Regions from separate parts of the Homo sapiens genome. Here region 1 is linked to region 2. A link is a loop called in an ENCODE intact Hi-C map of the cell type or tissue named here. Cell type or tissue: HCT116. All regions are shown on one strand. Each heading gives the region's core, and the rest is flanking DNA. Links, peaks and the distances in the headings are about the cores only.

The links. A loop is a pair of places that touch in the nucleus more often than their neighbours do. Peaks named below come from ENCODE experiments on the same cell type or tissue, not always from the same donor. Only the 100,000 strongest peaks of a DNase experiment are listed, where the experiment ranks them.
Region 1: it touches region 2 in a loop (3-fold over the local background); 61 of 110 quality-filtered maps call a loop at or near these places.

What each region holds. Positions count from the first base shown.
Region 1 is chr5:133,127,737-133,136,071 of GRCh38, reverse strand. No RefSeq gene overlaps it. Among named protein-coding and RNA genes, the nearest start is that of CTB-49A3.2, 76 kb to the left of the region's middle. In HCT116, for the core only: no CTCF peak of the experiment used is centred there; DNase peaks (open chromatin) are centred at 5,151 and 5,391; H3K4me3 peaks cover 806 bases; H3K27ac peaks cover 545 bases.
Region 2 is chr5:133,243,724-133,252,058 of GRCh38, reverse strand. FSTL4 (follistatin like 4) reads left to right here. Exons shown (of 16, transcript NM_015082.2): 7 at 2,483-2,649. Among named protein-coding and RNA genes, the nearest start is that of FSTL4-AS1, 8.6 kb to the left of the region's middle. RefSeq lists enhancers at 5,371-6,570, 7,731-8,252. In HCT116, for the core only: a CTCF peak has its summit at 3,951; DNase peaks (open chromatin) are centred at 3,988, 5,454 and 6,348; H3K4me3 peaks cover 1,540 bases; H3K27ac peaks cover 2,572 bases.

The DNA of each region.
Region 1 (8,335 bases), core at 186-8,185, 120 kb after region 2:
AGGAACTGGTTTTTTGAAAAGATCAACAAAATTGATAGACCACTAGCAAGACTAATAAAGAAGAAAAGAGAGAAGAATCAAATAGACGCAATAAAAAATGATAAAGGGGATATCACCACTGATCCCACAGAAATACAAACTACCATCAGAGAATACTATAAACACCTCTACGCAAATAAGCTACAAAATCTAGAAGAAACGGATAAATTCCTCGACACATACACTCTCCCAAGACTCAACCAGGAAGAAGTTGAATCTCTGAATAGACTAATAACAGGCTCTGAAATTGAGGCAATAATTAATAGCTTACCAACCAAAAAAAGTCCAGGACCAGATGGATTCACAGCCAAATTCTACCAGAGGTACAAGGAGGAGCTGGTACCATTCCTTCTGAAACTATTCCTATCAATAGAAAAAGAGGGAATCCTCCCTAACTCATTTTATGAGGCCAGCATCATTCTGATACCAAAGCCTGGCAGAGACACAACCAAAAAAGAGAATTTTAGACCAATATCCTTGATGAACATTGATGCAAAAATCCTCAATAAAACACTGGCAAACCGAATCCAGCAGCACATCAAAAAGCTTATCCACCATGATCAAGTGGGCTTCATCCCTGGGATGCAAGGCTGGTTCAGCATACGAAAATCAATAAATGTAATCCAGCATATAAACAGAACCAAAGACAAAAACCACATGATTATCTCAATAGATGCAGAAAAGGCCTTTGACAAAATTCAACAACGCTTCATGCTAAAAACTCTCAATAAATTAGGTATTGATGGGACGTATCTCAAAATAATAAGAGCTATCTATGACAAACCCACAGCCAATATCATACTGAATGGACAAAAACTGGAAGCATTCCCTTTGAAAACTGGCACAAGATAGGGATGCCCTCTCTCACCACTCCTATTCAACATAGTGTTGGAAGTTCTGGCCAGGGCAATTAGGCAGGAGAAGGGAATAAAGGGCATTCAATTAGGAAAAGAGGAAGTCAAATTGTCCCTGTTTGCAGACGACATGATTGTATATCTAGAAAACCCCATCTTCTCAGCCCAAAATCTCCTTAAGCTGATAAGCAACTTCAGCAAAGTCTCAGGATACAAAATCAATGTGCAAAAATCACAAGCATTCTTATACACCAACAACAGAAAAACAGAGAGCCAAATCATGAGTGAACTCCCATTCACAATTGCTTCAAAGACAATAAAATACCTAGGAATCCAACTTACAAGGAATATGAAGGACCTCTTCAAGGAGAACTACAAACCACTGCTCAGGGAAATAAAAGAGGATACAAACAAATGGAAGAACATTCCATGCTCATGGGTAGGAAGAATCAATATCATGAAAATGGCCAAACTGCTCAAGGTAATTTATAGATTCAATGCCATCCCCATCAAGCTACCAATGACTTTCTTCACAGAATTGGAAGAAAACTACTTTAAAGTTCATATGGAACCAAAAAAGAGCCCACATTGCCAAGTCAATCCTAAGCCAAAAGAACAAAGCTGGAGGCATCATGCTGCCTGACTTCAAACTATACTACAAGGCTACAGTAACCAAAACAGCATGGTACTGGTACCAAAACAGAGATATAGACCAATGGAACAGAACAGAGCCCTCAGAAATAATGCCGCCTATCTACAACTATCTGATCTTTGACAAACCTGACAAAAAGAAGAAATGGGGAAAGGATTCCCTGTTTAATAAATGGTGCTGGGAAAACTGGCTAGCCATATGTCAAAGCTGAAACTGGATCCCTTCCTTACACCTTATACAAAAATTAATTCAAGATGGATCAAAGACTTACATGTTAGACCTAAAACCATAAAAACCCTAGAAGAAAACCTAGGCAATACCATTCAGGACATAGGCATGGGCAAGGACTTCATGTCTAAAACACCAAAAGCAATGGCAACAAAAGCCAAAATTGACAAATGGGATCTAATTAAACTAAAGAGCTTCTGCCCAGCAAAAGAAACCACCATCAGAGTGAACAGCCAGCCTACAGAATGGGAGAACATTTTTGCAACCTACTCATCTGACAAAGGGCTAATATCCAGAATCTACAATTAACTCAAACAAATTTACAAGAAAAAAACAAACAACCCCATCAAAAAGTGGGCAAAGGACATGAACAGACACTTCTCAAAAGAAGACATTTATGCAGCCAAAAAACACATGAAAAAATGCTCATCATCACTGGCCTCAGAGAAATGCAAATCAAAACCACAATGAGATACCATCTCACACCAGTTAGAATGGCAATCATTAAAAAGTCAGGAAACAACAGGTGCTGGAGAGGATGTGGAGAAATAGGAACACTTTTACACTGTTGGTGGGACTGTAAACTAGTTCAACCATTGTGGAAGTCAGTGTGGCGATTCCTCAGGGATCTAGAACTGGAAATACCATTTGACCCAGCCATCCCATTACTGGGTATATACCCAAAGGACTATAAATCATGCTGCTATAAAGACACATGCACACGTATGTTTATTGCGGCACTATTCACAATAGCAAAGACTTGGAACCAACCTAAATGTCCATCTATGATAGACTGGATTAAGAAAATGTGGCACATATACACCATGGAATACTATGCAACCATAAAAAATGATGAGTTCATGTCCTTTGTAGGGACATGGATGAAGCTGGAAACCATCATTCTCAGCAAACTATCGCAAGAACAAAAAACCAAAGACCGCATGTTCTCACTCATAGGTGGGAATTGAACAATGAGAACACATGGACAAAGGAAGGGGAACATCACACACCGGGAACTGTTTTGGGGTGGGGGGAGCAGGGAGGGATAGCATTAGGAGATATACCTAATGCTAAATGACGAGTTAATGGGTGCAGCACACCAACATGGCACATGTATACATATGTAACAAACCTGCACATTCTGCACATGTACCCTAAAACTTAAAGTATAATAATAAATAAATAAATAAATAAAATGTAACCATTAAAAATGAGACTAAAATCATTTCTACTTATTCATTCATAAGATTGTATTTCTATAAAATTCAAGGTCATTTAATCTAAAAAACTATCAGAATTACTAAGAATAGAGTTCAGTACTATGGTTATAAATAAATATGTGAAACTAGCTGGCAAGGATGTGGTAAAACATATAGACCCATATGCTGTTCATAAGAATTTGAGTTGGTACAACCACTTTGAAGATAATTTGGCAATATGCATCAAGAGTCTTAAAACGTTCATACAAAAAAAGTTAATACCCCTTGTGGCAGATACTATTACTTTCCCAAGAGCTGCTCGTTCCTGCTAACAGAACCTAGCAGCTGAGGCTAGGCACAGTGGCTTATACCTGTAATCCCAACACTTTGGGAGGCCAAGGCGGGAGGATCACTTGAGGCCAAATGTCAGAGACAAGCCTAGGCAACATAGGGAGAACTCATCTCTATAAAAATAGAAAATGGAAATAGCCAGGCATGATGGCATGTGCCTGTAGTCCCAGCTACTAAGGAGGCTAAGTCAGGAGGATCACTTGAGGCCAGGAGTTTGAGGTTGCAATGACCTATGATCACACCACTGCACTCCAGCCTGGGTGGCAATGTCCCCAGCCTTGATGCAACCAGGGTAGTCCCGTTATCTTTGCCAGAGATAGGTCTAGGAGTGGGTACTTGACTTAGACCATTACAAGAAAGTCTGTTGGAGACTTCTTTTTCCCTTTTGAGACAGAGTCTCGCTTTGTCGTCCAGGCTGGAGTGCAGTGGTGCGATCTCGGCTCCCTGCAACCTCCACCTCCTGGATTCAAGTGATTCTCCTGCCTCAGCCTCCAGAGTAGCTGGGATTACAGGTGTGCGCCACCATGCCTGGCTACCACATATACATATACATATATATATTCATACACACACACACACACACACACACACACACACACACATATATATATTTTTTTTTTTAGTAGAGACAGGGTTTCACCATGTTGCCCAAGCTGGTCTCAAACTCCTGGGCTCAAATGATTCTCCCACCTCAGCCTCCCAAAGTGCTGGGATTACAGGCATGAGCCACTGTGCCCGGCCCTGCTGGAGACTTTGATTCCTGGAAAGGGAGAGCTCTTAAGAATAAATCCCCTTTGCTCCCATACCTTCCTTTCCTCCTTGGACACTCTGTCAACACATTGGAAGAGAGAAAGCACCTGAGCTTTTAACAATATCACTGAGCCATTGCTCCAGCCTGTATAGTTTTTCCTCTAAACTTACATCTGAACACATAGTAGGTATCTACCATTCATAGACAACTGGCATCTTTTTAATAACCGCTTGATATTTTGGCAGTCTCATGTGTCCTACCTTCCTGTACTACAAAGCCAAAGCCCACTTATCAGACATCCTCACTCTACACTGAGGACATGTGTCCCGGGTTCTGCCAATCAGACCCAACCATATGGATGGAAGGGGAGATGAATTGACAGCCATGTGCAAGCAGCTCAGTCTTCTAGTAGTATGCTGTTGGAGAAAACTGGTCCTTTTAGAGAATCTATGGCAGAGCTTCTGAAGACCAGCCCTGGGGTCATTTGTGCCAGTCAGCAGGCCGCAGCAGCACCGATATTTCACTGGAAAGTCCCATAATGGGGCAGAGCACTGATCCTAGCAACATCATTCCTTGCTGTCATATCCCAACCTGGTTCTTTGCACCCATCCCCCAAAGTGGCTAAGTATCTTCTATAAAGACTCCTTTCTCCTTAAACATCAAGGTCTAGAGAAAGTGGATTCTCTCATTTGCAAATAAAAACTCTAACCTATAATTCCACCTCTGGCAATCTATTTCAAAGAAAATAATCCAAAACCTAGATAGAGGCCTATGCATAAGGATGACTACTGTTGTTTTACCTGCAATAGTAGAAACAAAATTAAAACCTGTCCCACAATGAGATTCTTATTAAGTAATTTGTAATAAAGTCACTTAAAGTCTCTATTATAAAATGTTTGTAATAACATGGAAAACTGCTCAGACAATAGTGCAAAATCCTATGTCGTCTGATTAGCCACATTAATAGCAACAGGAGCCCCATAAGCATTTCCCCCACTTGGGTGATGGATTTGTCACATAAGTGCCTCCTGCGGGAAACACCTTAAAGGGATGACTCACCCAGCCCATGGGTCATCCCATTGTCCTGAAAACTGCCTTCCCACACCACAAGTGTGGGTCACGGCAGCCATGTGTGCACCTCAGAAGCACATCTCCCTGGCCAGAGGTGACAGGACCTATTACCTGGGAAGATTACCTGCCCCAAGGTGGGTCAGTGAGAATCTTCTCCAGGTAGACTCAGTTATTAACTTCCTCGTGGGACTGGAACTGAGAGCCAAGCAAAGCTCAAAGAGTGTGGGGGTGGCCATCTTCCCCGTTATGGCCAGAGAAAGCTGGTCTACAGAGAAAAAAGAGGGGAGGAGAGAGAAGAGAGGAAGTGGAAGGGGGGAGGGAGAGAGAAGAATCGAAGGGAGGAGAGGGAGGGAGCAAGGGAGGAAGTGAGGAAATTGACAACTTTCCAGGTTCTAGTCTCCGCCCATTCCCGAGCTCCAGCTTCCTTCCTGGTCTCAGGCTCTGAAATCAACTCCTATGTCTTTATAATAATTTTTGCCATGAACTAGTATAAGTGGGCTTCTGTTACTCAAGGACAATTTTCTAACACATTTCTAAAGGTGAAATCTCAGGATGGCAGGAGCACTCTGAGGGCACCTCATTCAGCATCCCTGACTTCTCTCCACCTCAGCCTTCATCTTTCAGAGGCTGCCACTCATAGCTCAGTCTGCACATCCAAAAGCTAGAATTACCCCAGGCACGTTTGGCCAAAACTGCTTGGCGGGCTCCCTTCATCATACTGATCAGGGTGAGAAACCAGAAGAGAACAGGAATGAGCCAGAGTCTAAATCATCTGCAGAAGGATGGGCTTGCCTTTGCTGGAAGGAAAACAAAAGTTTGGAGCTGGAAGTTGTTTAAATGGTCTTGGCCAGAGCCAGAGAGAAGAAAGCCAGCCCAGAGATTGAGCATTTTGAAGAGAAAGCAGAGAGCTCAGCAGTTGCTAGAAAATCCAGGCATCAGGGAAATAAACGGGTAAGAGAGAACATTTAGGAAATTTGCCAAATAACTCCCCATTGGCAACCCCCCTAAGGAAACCTTCAGCAACTCTGTTCATGACCCTCACAAGGCTTCTAGGGCCTTGTGCATTTCCTTTAGATGCATAATTGTACTGAGATTGTATTAATAAAAGGAGGTCCAGTTTTCTTTCAATTATACAGTAGGGAAAGTGATTTATTTGCTACTTAGGGTATTGAGGATGATATTTGGTGGTTTTTAATCTTAAAAATAAGAGGAAAGGGAGCTAGAGGAAGGTTTGGACATCTCCTGAGAAAAGTACTGCCGGCAACTACACATTCAGACTACTCCCCAGCATGCAGAACAAGCTGTGGTGTGCAGAAGGGCTCCAGCCGTCCTTCTGCACCATTTGCAGTGGAACCTCTCCAGGAAGCTTGTTCGAAATGTAATTCAATTAATGGTGATGAGTTGACTGCTGATCACAAAGATTAAAGCCTTTGCGGATGCAGAAAATTCAGGCGCCCCCACCCACTGTCCTGGGCAGTGATGCAGCCTCACTAGCTGACAATGAATGACTACTCTCTCCTCTGTACTGTTAGGATCCCTGTCACTAGAGAGGCTACGAGCTTCCCATTCAGCACCCACTCCTGCCACCTCCAGAGAAACCACTCAAATCCAGAAATACCAAGGCAGTACTTTGTTCTGAGACTCAGGCTTTCCATGTGGCCTTCTAGGACATGAAAAAGGAGAATGGGCTACAGAGAAAGGACTTTCTGGAAGGTCATAGTCATGTCTGTACATGTGAAGGCAGTTATTATACTCCGACAAGCATCAGGAATAGGGTTGTAAAAAGAAATCTCTATCTTCTCTCCCCTATCCTATTCATTCAGAATCCTTCGGGTCTCTTTCTATTCTCTCTTCCTCTCTCACACTCTTGACTCCTTGATTATTTGGAGAATCCTATGATGTTTGTATAAAACAATGATTGTCATAAAGAATTTCCCAGACAGTCTAACAAACACATCATCTGCACCCTCATACACATGTCCCAGCCTGCCAACCTGCTCTCCAACCCTCAAAATGACAGAGGTGGCCCACCAGGAAGCTAACAGTTCTAATTAGGGAGAGAGACTTGACTAGCACAGCCATAGCAATGAGAACTCTCCAGAGAATCCAATGAAAGCCTGGAGAAGCTCCAGACATGTCTGAGCAAAACAAAAAGAGTTAGGGAAAGGTGCTGCACACTGGGCAGAAGAGGTAAAATGTCCACAACAAACCTTGACCAATGCTTGCTTGTGTTGGGATGAGCCCCTTCATTCTTTTTCCATCCTCCATCAACCCACCATTCAATTATCTAGCTGCCTAATCATCCATCTTCCTTTTACCCATTCCATCTATTTATCCATCCATCCATCCATCTCCCTTTCATCTATCCACCCCCAGATTCAACACCCTCTATCTCCATCTACCCCTTCATTCATTCATCTTTTCACCCAGCCACCCAACTGTCCATCTCTCTGAGCCTTATCCAGCCACCATTCATCCAGCTGCACTGTCTTTAGTCTCTATGTTTCATTTGTGTCCTTAAAAAACCATCCTGCCACCATCCACCTATCCATCCAGTCAGCCTACTGTATGAAGGATCTGTGCCAGGTTTTGTGGCTATAGGAATGAATATGAGCTGCTCCCCATCCAGAGAGACCTCTGTCTAATGAATAGGAGCCTTTATGAATAATGGCCATGCAGTAACCTCCTCTGTAGGCCTGAATATGTTCTCTGTCTGGGATCCTCAACACTTTCTGGTTATCCCAGCCCCATCACTGCCTGGCCCAGAGACAGTTTCCCAGAAGGCTCAGAAAGCAGAAGAGGGGAACAACCACCCATGTGGGGCTGCTATTAACTGAATGCGCAGCTTCCCAGAGCAGCTGCCACTCAAGTGGCCAGTCTAGGCAGGAGAAAGTCCTCTTTGGAGATGCAAAGAGCTCTTCATCTACAATGCTTCCTCCCTTCAGCCTCTAGACCAGCACTGTCCAATTGAAATATAGTGCAAATCACATTTAATTTTAAATTTTCTAGTAGCCATGTTAAAAAGTAAAAAGAAACAGGTGAAATTATAATACTATATTTTATATATATTTCATTTCACTCAACCCAATATATCTAAAATATTATTTCACCATGTACTCAGCTTATATTTTTTGTACAAAGTCATCAAAATCCAGTGTGTATCTTTATGCTTACAGCATATCTTAATTCA
Region 2 (8,335 bases), core at 317-8,316:
CCGGCTGGCTTCTGAGTGTCCAGGGAAGCAGCGTGGTGGTGCACTGCGGCCTCACTTCCCACGGCAAGGGACTCTGAGTTGCCCTGTCTGAGGTCACTTGAAGCTGAGCTCAGCCCTGGGTGTGCTCATGATCTGGGCTCACAGTCTGGTGTACTCGCGGGTCAGGATATTCCCCCAAGCAAGGCCTCCCACAGCCACCACTGGCCTCCATGCCCCTTGAGGCCAGGAGCACTTCCCTTTGGACCTTGGTCTGGCAGCCCAAGGCAGTTCTCAGGTCCAGATATTATGTTGCTGAACACCAGGGGTTCGGTCTAGGTCTGGTTGTTCACCTCACAGAAAGTCCATCACTGAGTGGATGGAATATTGCCAGGGAAGAAAGGCTTTAATCTCAATGACATCAGCCTGGAAATGGGAGACCGGTTGCAAATCCATCTCTCTGACTAAAGTTCGGGGTTTAGATAGCAGGGAATTAGGGAGGGGTAAGACAGGAGATGGTCAATAGGCAGCAGGTGTGTCTCATTGTCCGGATGCAGTGATCTAGGAGGCCTGGTGTTTGGTTTCCTGTTAAAAGAACTCAGATGAAACAAATTTAAGTTTCTCAAGCTTCAGTTATCTGGGAAAATTGGGCCTGTTTCCATACCAGGAGCCAAGGTGGTTCTGGCTCTCTGCCCAGACACATGCGGTTGCCCCAGGTGGCAGGAGCAGCGGCACAAAGCCTCGTGGCCCAGGGGAGCCTCGTGGTCATCTGATGAGGAAAGGATGCCTCCTCTACTCTTGGGGAGAATGCTGAGGTCTGAGTCCTACAGACCCGCAGAGTACGGTGGGAGCTAAACCATTTTAGCAAATTCTCATTCTCTCTCTTTCCCCTCTCCAAAGGCCGGGTCATGCTACAGAGTTAGTGCCTTCTCTCTCCTGCCCTGGGCAATAAGCCTCATGACTCGGAGATGGGAGGGTAGTGAGCAGAACTTGATTTAAGGGGGAACTTGAAATGCATCACTTTATTGTTGGTAAAATATTATGCCAGTTGCGTCTGCATCCATCACTGGGTGCTCATCTTTCCTTGAGGGTTCCTTCACCGTTAGTCACATTTTTCCTGTGTGTGATTGTCCCCTCCCCACCGGCCTATTGGCTCTTTTACTTCTTTATTTCATTTTCTCCATTTCTCATCCATCCATCCAACAGCACTGATGAAGCACCTAGCGTAGCTTGTTCATCTTTGTGAGCCCAGGGCGGAGCCACTCAGCATCTGTGGAAGAAGGAGGGCTTTGCTGCTCAGGGTCTGACCTCAGGACCCTGTTTCAATTCAGCTGCTCTGCTGTGCCTTGCACCTGCGGCTGTTTTCGCTCCCTCTTCCCCTCTCCCACACACACGGGCAAGAGGGTGTGAGCACAGATGTGCTGCCTGCGGGGCTGCTGCTGCCTGGTCACAGCTCACAAGCGTCCCGCAGAATAGCAGAGCTCAGCTCCCAACTCTGCTTCGTTCCAGTTCAGGGGGATACATCTGTTGGGGTCCCCCAGGTCCCAATAGAGTCGTAAGCATGAATAGGGAATAGACAAAATAGTACCCACTGCACCGAGAGCCAGCCTGCTTCCCTCAGCTCATGCCACCTCTGGCTATTGCCCCAGCCTCCCTGAGTGCACAGATTTGGGGGAAGAGCAAAAGGGAGCCAGTCCCATCAGTGGGCCGCTGACTGTCCCCCAAAGCCTGATCCCATTTGGTCATTTGAGCAGCCTGAGTTTGATTAATTTTTTCATAAATCCTGAGAATTTCAAAAAGCTTGTGATTGCAGAGAACTATCTTAGATTCTTCCCATTTGCCTGAAGAATGATCAGTCCTAATGCCAGTTATCAAGTTCAAAATGGCAAGGATTAATAGTTTCTGCAGCCTGAAGTATTCTTCAAAAAATTAAAAGCTACAGTGCATTTTCATAGGACAGAAATCCAAATCCAAGTTCAGCGAATCCTTAGACAGAAACAAACCTTCAAAGATCAGCCAGTTCATTCCCCAGACTTCAGACAGCGCAACCTTTAAAACTGACCCCAGATGGATGAGAAACTTGTTAGCTCACTCAGCAGACCTTGTCTGCACTTAGCAAGGCCCAGACTCCAATAGGCCAGGGGAGCTGTGAGCAGGGCGCTGCACCCCTGCCCCCCGGTCTCTCTGTGGTGGGCCCCCTGGCCTTCGCAGCCCACATTCTTGGCTTGACACAAATCTATGGCCCAGATTGTCCTCAGCACATTACTTATGGTTTTTGACCTGTTTGGACTCACATAGCCTTTTGGGCATTTGACCTAAGTCTTGGCTCCTCGCCCAGCAAAAGTGTCTATCTCTACATTTAGTCAGCACATTGTAAACAATTTTCAGGGAGTCGTGAAGCCCTTCTGGGCCTCTTCCACCCAGGAAATTCATGGCTATTCACCTTGAGTTGAGACTCCAATCCCTGGGCCTGCACCTGACCGTGCCTCCTCCTTTCCCTCTGCAGAAGTGGTTCAGCTCAGCCTCGCCCCCGAGGACAGGGTCAGTGTGACCACAGTGACCGTGGGGCTGAGCACAGTGCTGACCTGCGCCGTCCATGGAGACCTGAGGCCACCAATCATCTGGAAGCGCAACGGGCTCACCCTGAACTTCCTGGACTTGGAAGACATCAATGTAAGTCACCTGGAATTCACTCTGAGCTCAAGCGCACCTCCCTGGGAGAGTACACTGGGTAAGATGCCACAGACAGTGGCAGGACGGGAGAGTTTTAGTTTAACATCCTGTGTTTGGTGCTTTTCTAGCCTGTTGTCAGCTTGGCAGTATCAGAAAATCCAAGTCCCACCACAGCAGAAAATAGATGAATGGTGGCCATGCTATGTCCGGCTAAGGAAGAGAAGAGAGATGCGATGGGTGGGACAGGAGGCCTCTGAACGGGGCTGCATTAGCAAAGGCCTGGAGGTGACCCTGAGAACAGACTGTGTGGGCCTGCTCACAGGGCTCAGAGAGATGGACCACAGGCCAGCAGAGAGAGCAGCAGGCTCCACAGCTGAGAGAACAGTGGGCTGGGGGACCTTAGGAGGAGGTTCTGGGCCCTAGTGCTGGGTAGGCTGTAGACAGCTGTGTGCAGGGAAGGGGTGGTCCCTGTGGAGGGCAGAGGTGAGCCACTGGGCTGGGTTGGCTGGAAGACAAATGCCAGGTGCCAGATGAGAAGGTAGAGGGAAACCAGGTCAGGCCAGAGGGGACCCACCTTGGGGACGTTCATTGCTGGGTAAGGGAATGAGGGTGTGATGAGTTAAGTGGTGCTGTGTGGAAGAAGAAAGCAACTGAGCTCATGCAGCCTAGTGTGGCCATCAGGGGGTACGTCTGTGCCCTGAGGAACCAGGCAGCCTCCGTTGGGGTCCCAGCATCACCCACGTCAGCTTTGTGACTTTGAGTAATTTCTTAACCTGCCGATCCTCAATGAATTAATCTATAAGAAAAACGTTAGCAATACTTCCCTTCTATTAGACTTAAAGAAGTGGCATAATTCAAGGATATTTATTGGTCCAGGTTTGGCACAAGAGGTGATGTGGCTTCCCAGAAGTTCATGTGAGAAGACAGAGTGATGTCACCCATGTAGTGAGCTGCCAGGACAGCTGACGGGTCTTAGGTTACAGTAACTGGAATATAATTTTCATGCAGAAGAGAGGGCAGCCTTAGCCTTGTTGGCTCAGGACAGGACAGCTGGTCCACAGTGGGATGCTTGCCCAGAAAAGAAAGACCCATGGGATGAATGGTCAGTTCCTGCTAACATCTCGAAGGTGGTGGGGTAGGGGCTGGGGCAAAGGGAGCTGACCTGGGCTGTGTGACCCCCTGAGTTGGACTAGCACAAGGTGCACCTCAAAAGGAGATCAATTTGGGCTCCTTAGATGGAACCCCATTCCAGCCATCAAACCTGCCCCACCATGGAGACAGAGCCGCCACAGGAGGCGCTGAGCTCCTTATCCCAAGGGGCATATGCAAGCTCAGGCAGGGACTGTGGTCAGCAATGCTGCTAGCCACAAGAGGGCAGCTAAACCCAGTGACCTTGGAGGTCCCTTCCAACTCTGAGACTTGTGGGGAGAGAGACCCAGCATGAAATGCTGCAGGAACCACCAAAGTTAGTCCTCTCCTACTCTCTAGGCCCCTTCAGCTACACCCTGGGGGTCATGGGGGAAGCAGATGGAAAGAGGGGGCCACTCTGGAGGTTCTACCCTGGGCAGAGCTGCCAAGGAGTGCCCTTCCCCTAGCCTTGTCACACTGGACAGGATTGTTTTCTTGTGATTTCCCACCATGGTGAACATAGCCAGTATCCTATACAATTTTGAATGTCAATGCAGCACAATCCTGGTGGGTGCTTGCTGGACAGATGCTGGATGGGCAGAACCCTTCATTTTCTGGGCCTGCGATGGCCAGGGCTTGTCTGAGAACTTAGCAAGAAAGAGCAGTGTCCTATCTGTAAAGACTGGACTGTGTTGGGGTGCATGTTTGTGAGTGTGATGTCCTCTACTGTACCTGCTCACAAGGTGCAGTGCCAGCTTTTAAACATGTTTGGCCAGGAAAGATTGATCAGTACTGGGACAGCTCCACCTGTGTCTGTGGGAGCATTTCATGTGCATTACTTGGCGCTCCACTGAAAGACATCAGAAATAAAAGCAGAGGCAAAACTCCACTTAATGTACTTGCCATCAGTTAATTAAATTACTTTGAGTGGTCTTCCTCTCCCTCAAACATGCCTCCAGCACCAACTCAATTGCATTTCTACTTTTCACAATAAGGTTAGCAATTTGGGTAATTGTGGGTGCAACCAGAGATGAATGGCCCCTCATTATCTCCCAGGAAACACTTGCTGCTCGTGGTTGAGTCAGTAGCCCGCAAATAGGCAGGGCCCAGTGCTTCTCAGAACCCCCTACACGAGGGAGCAGGGCAGCACCAGCCCCGCAGGGGTCCAAGCCCGATGTGTACAAACACACAAAACACACGCACACCTCCCCTACCTGAGGGAAGGAGGCGGCACAGCTTCCTAGGGAAGGGCATGAGCCTGGGGTCTGCCACTTACTAACTAGAACCTTGGAAAGTTACTAGTCTAGTAACCTTGACTGCTCTAAGCTCCAGTTTTCCCTTCTGTGAAATGGGGATAAATAATGGTACCAGCCTCATAGGGTTCCAGTAAGGACTAAATGACAATATGCATGTAAGGCTCTTCACGTATGGTGTTCTATAAATGCTATTATCACTGTCATCATTACTATTGTTACTATCATTAATATTATTATTGTATTATTATTCCTGCTGCTGCTAAATAATATTCTCAGCAGCTTGCAGCCTGAGTCCCCACCAAGCAGCCAGCAACAGCTGGGTGAGGCTCCCTAGTCAGGCAGATAGGACCTTGGCATGCCCCCCGCTGCTCGCAGTGGGGACGGAGGTCTCACTGTCCACGTCAGCCTTGACTCACGCAGGGAGGGAGGCACTGCTTCTCTGCCTCCAGCAAATCCAGAGCAGCTTCGGGTGAGCTGTTGGACTTCTCTGAGCCTGTGGAGAAAAAGCATGATGTGCTCCTTACATGGGCATTTTCAGGCTGAAGTGTACCAAGGACCCAGCTCAGTGCCTGGCACACAAGAGGTGCTCATAAGCAGTAGGCCCACTTGGGACGGTGTGGAAAGCAAACCTTAGAAGAAATCAGGCTGAAGGGGGCTAAAGCCAGGTCATCGGGATTCACTTGCATTTTTGAAGCAAGAATTAGGGGAGAACAGCCCAGGAGTGCAACACTGATGCAGCAAAGATTCTGGGGTTGATGAGGCTCCCAGAGTCCCTCAGCCTGAGGTGTCTCAGTGGCCACGTTCACCCCACGGCAGTGGGAGATGAAATACGATCACCGGCATTGTAATCAGTGGTGACTCCCAAACACGGCTGCACGGGGGCAAGCTGATCGGCCTTCAAAACCCAAGGCGGGGAGATCACAGAGCACGAAGGAGCGTGGGCCTCCTTTCTTTGTCGTTTGTATGAGACATCTTGATTGGCAACAAAATATTAACCACTTTTTCACTACTCTCTTAATGAGAAGCTTTCGTGAGCAACAAAATATTAATTTGTCTTATCTGTTAAGAATTCTATTAATGAATTCAGTCACAGAGCTATTACAGAATGCCATTCTAATGACACATGTAATTAAACTTTTCTGACTTGCAAACATCAAGCATGCCCTGAGCATCAGAATAATATTTGATCAGAAAGTAAATGTACCCCTCTCGCCTGGAGCCAAGTAAGAAGGAGCCAGTCAGATTTTGCAGCGAGTAATGTTGCTCTCAGAAGCACTTATGAGTCACCCAATCGTGTGTGGCCCATCCAGGTGGCGTACATGGGGAGTCATCATTTGGGTTGACTCACTTGCTAAGTGCCTGAGAGTCACAAGCTCCGTACCAGAGTAGAGAACAAAGACACTGTCCGCAGCCTCCAGGGAGGCGAAGTAACCACTAACAACTGTTCTGGGGGCAAGAGAAAGGAGCCCTTCTGACTGGGGCTTCAGGAGACAGGAATAAGCGAGTGAGAAAGAAGTGTATAGGGACAGACTGGGGCTAGAACATAAAGGTCCTTGAATATTAACATTAAGAGTCTTAGCAATTGCCCTGTGGGCAGTGGGGAAGCGCAGATGTTTGATGGGGGAGTGACAGGGTCAGATGTGTGTGCTGCAAGAGTCTGGAGCGCCTTTTCCAGCCTAAGATTAAACATGCATCCAAGAGGGAGTTCACATAACAGAGGGTCCAGAAGTGAGGGGAGCCTTGTTGATGTTTTCTGAGTCTTCCTCCTCTCTAACTTCCCCAATGGCACATCTGGAGTGCAGCAGTGCCCCAGGGTCTCCCTGGCTTCCACCCAAGGCTCCCCTGATGGGGCAGTGGTTCAGTTCATGATGTCTTCACTTTGCCTTTTTTTTTTTTTTTTTTTTAGGCAGTAGGGTCTCTCTCTGTCACCCAGACTGGAGCACAGTGGCATGATCTTGGCTCACTGCAGCCTCGACCTCCAGAGCTCAAGCGATCCTCCCATCACAGCCTCCAGAGTAGCTGGGACCACAGGCATGCACCACCATGCCTGGCTAATTTTTTTATTTTTTTGTAGAGAGGGGTGTTGCTATGTTGCCCAGGCTGGCCTCAAACTCCTGAGCTCAAGTGATCCTCCTGCCTCGACCTCCCAAAGTGCTGGGACTACAGGTGTGAGCCACCGTACCTGGCCTTTGCCTTCTTAAGGTTGTCAGGAAGTTCAGCCTGGGCCTGGACCTGGTATGTCTCCTAAGGACACCTGAGCCACTGCCTTGCAGGAGGCTTTAGCCTTACCCAGCCCAGCTTGTAAGAGGGAAAACAAATCCACCACTGAGCAGAGGCTAGAATTATGGACGAATGGTGTAAGGCCCCCAAAGACAGGTGCACCCCAGCAGATCAGCAGCCCAGGGCACATGCTGCAGCCCCTCCTGGCAGTGGGTCTCTGGATTATGACGCCGCCTTCTGTTTGTTTGATGAGAAATCAGTAGTGTCTGCTCACGTTCATGTTCCCCAGAGCTAACAAAGTGCAGCCTGTAATTTGTTTACTTCCTGGCTGACTGTGGGTTTCGTTACTGAAGCAGCTGTGTGTCTGGATGTGCTTCTGACCTGGCCCTGTGTCCCCACTCACCTCAGTCCTTGAGGAGGCACAGCCCACTGCCCCCACCTCAGAAGCTAAGCAGAGGCGTGGCCACCAGCAGCACCCTGTGCTCGGCATGACCTGGGCCTGGGCCAGGCGGCCCCCAGGAGTGTGCCTGTGCTTGTGTCTGGTAGAAGGGGAGACTTTGCCCCCAGCCCCTGCTGTGGGGCCCCCACAAGGGGCCATTCCCTGGTGAGATTCCCCTGTAGCCCCTGTCTCCTGGGGACTCAGGTCCAGGCTTTGGGGGCTGGGGTGAGACCCATCTCAGAAGCAGATCCACACATTCCCTCCCTACTCTGGCCCCCATTCTAGGTATTGGGGTTGGGAAGGATGGGGTGCTGCCTCACTTTCTGCAGAAACAGAACATGCAAACCCATTCTGGGCCTCAGCCCTCTGCTTCTCTGACCACCCAGCCTGCACAGCGGCCACTCGGAGGGTGAAGTGACTGTCCCCAAACCTAGTCGGCACATCCTGCCTCAACAATGTCACCCACCCTTCATCTCATAACTGTCTTCCTCACTGTCCTTTATGATCCTGAGGGCCAGGAGACAGGAACGGGCAGAAACAGGGACAGGGCATCTCAAAAGTCACAGGTAATGGCTGTTGGGTTGAACCATCACAAGTGTTGTTGCCAGTGTTGTTACCATTCATACACGGTGCAGGCTCCGTG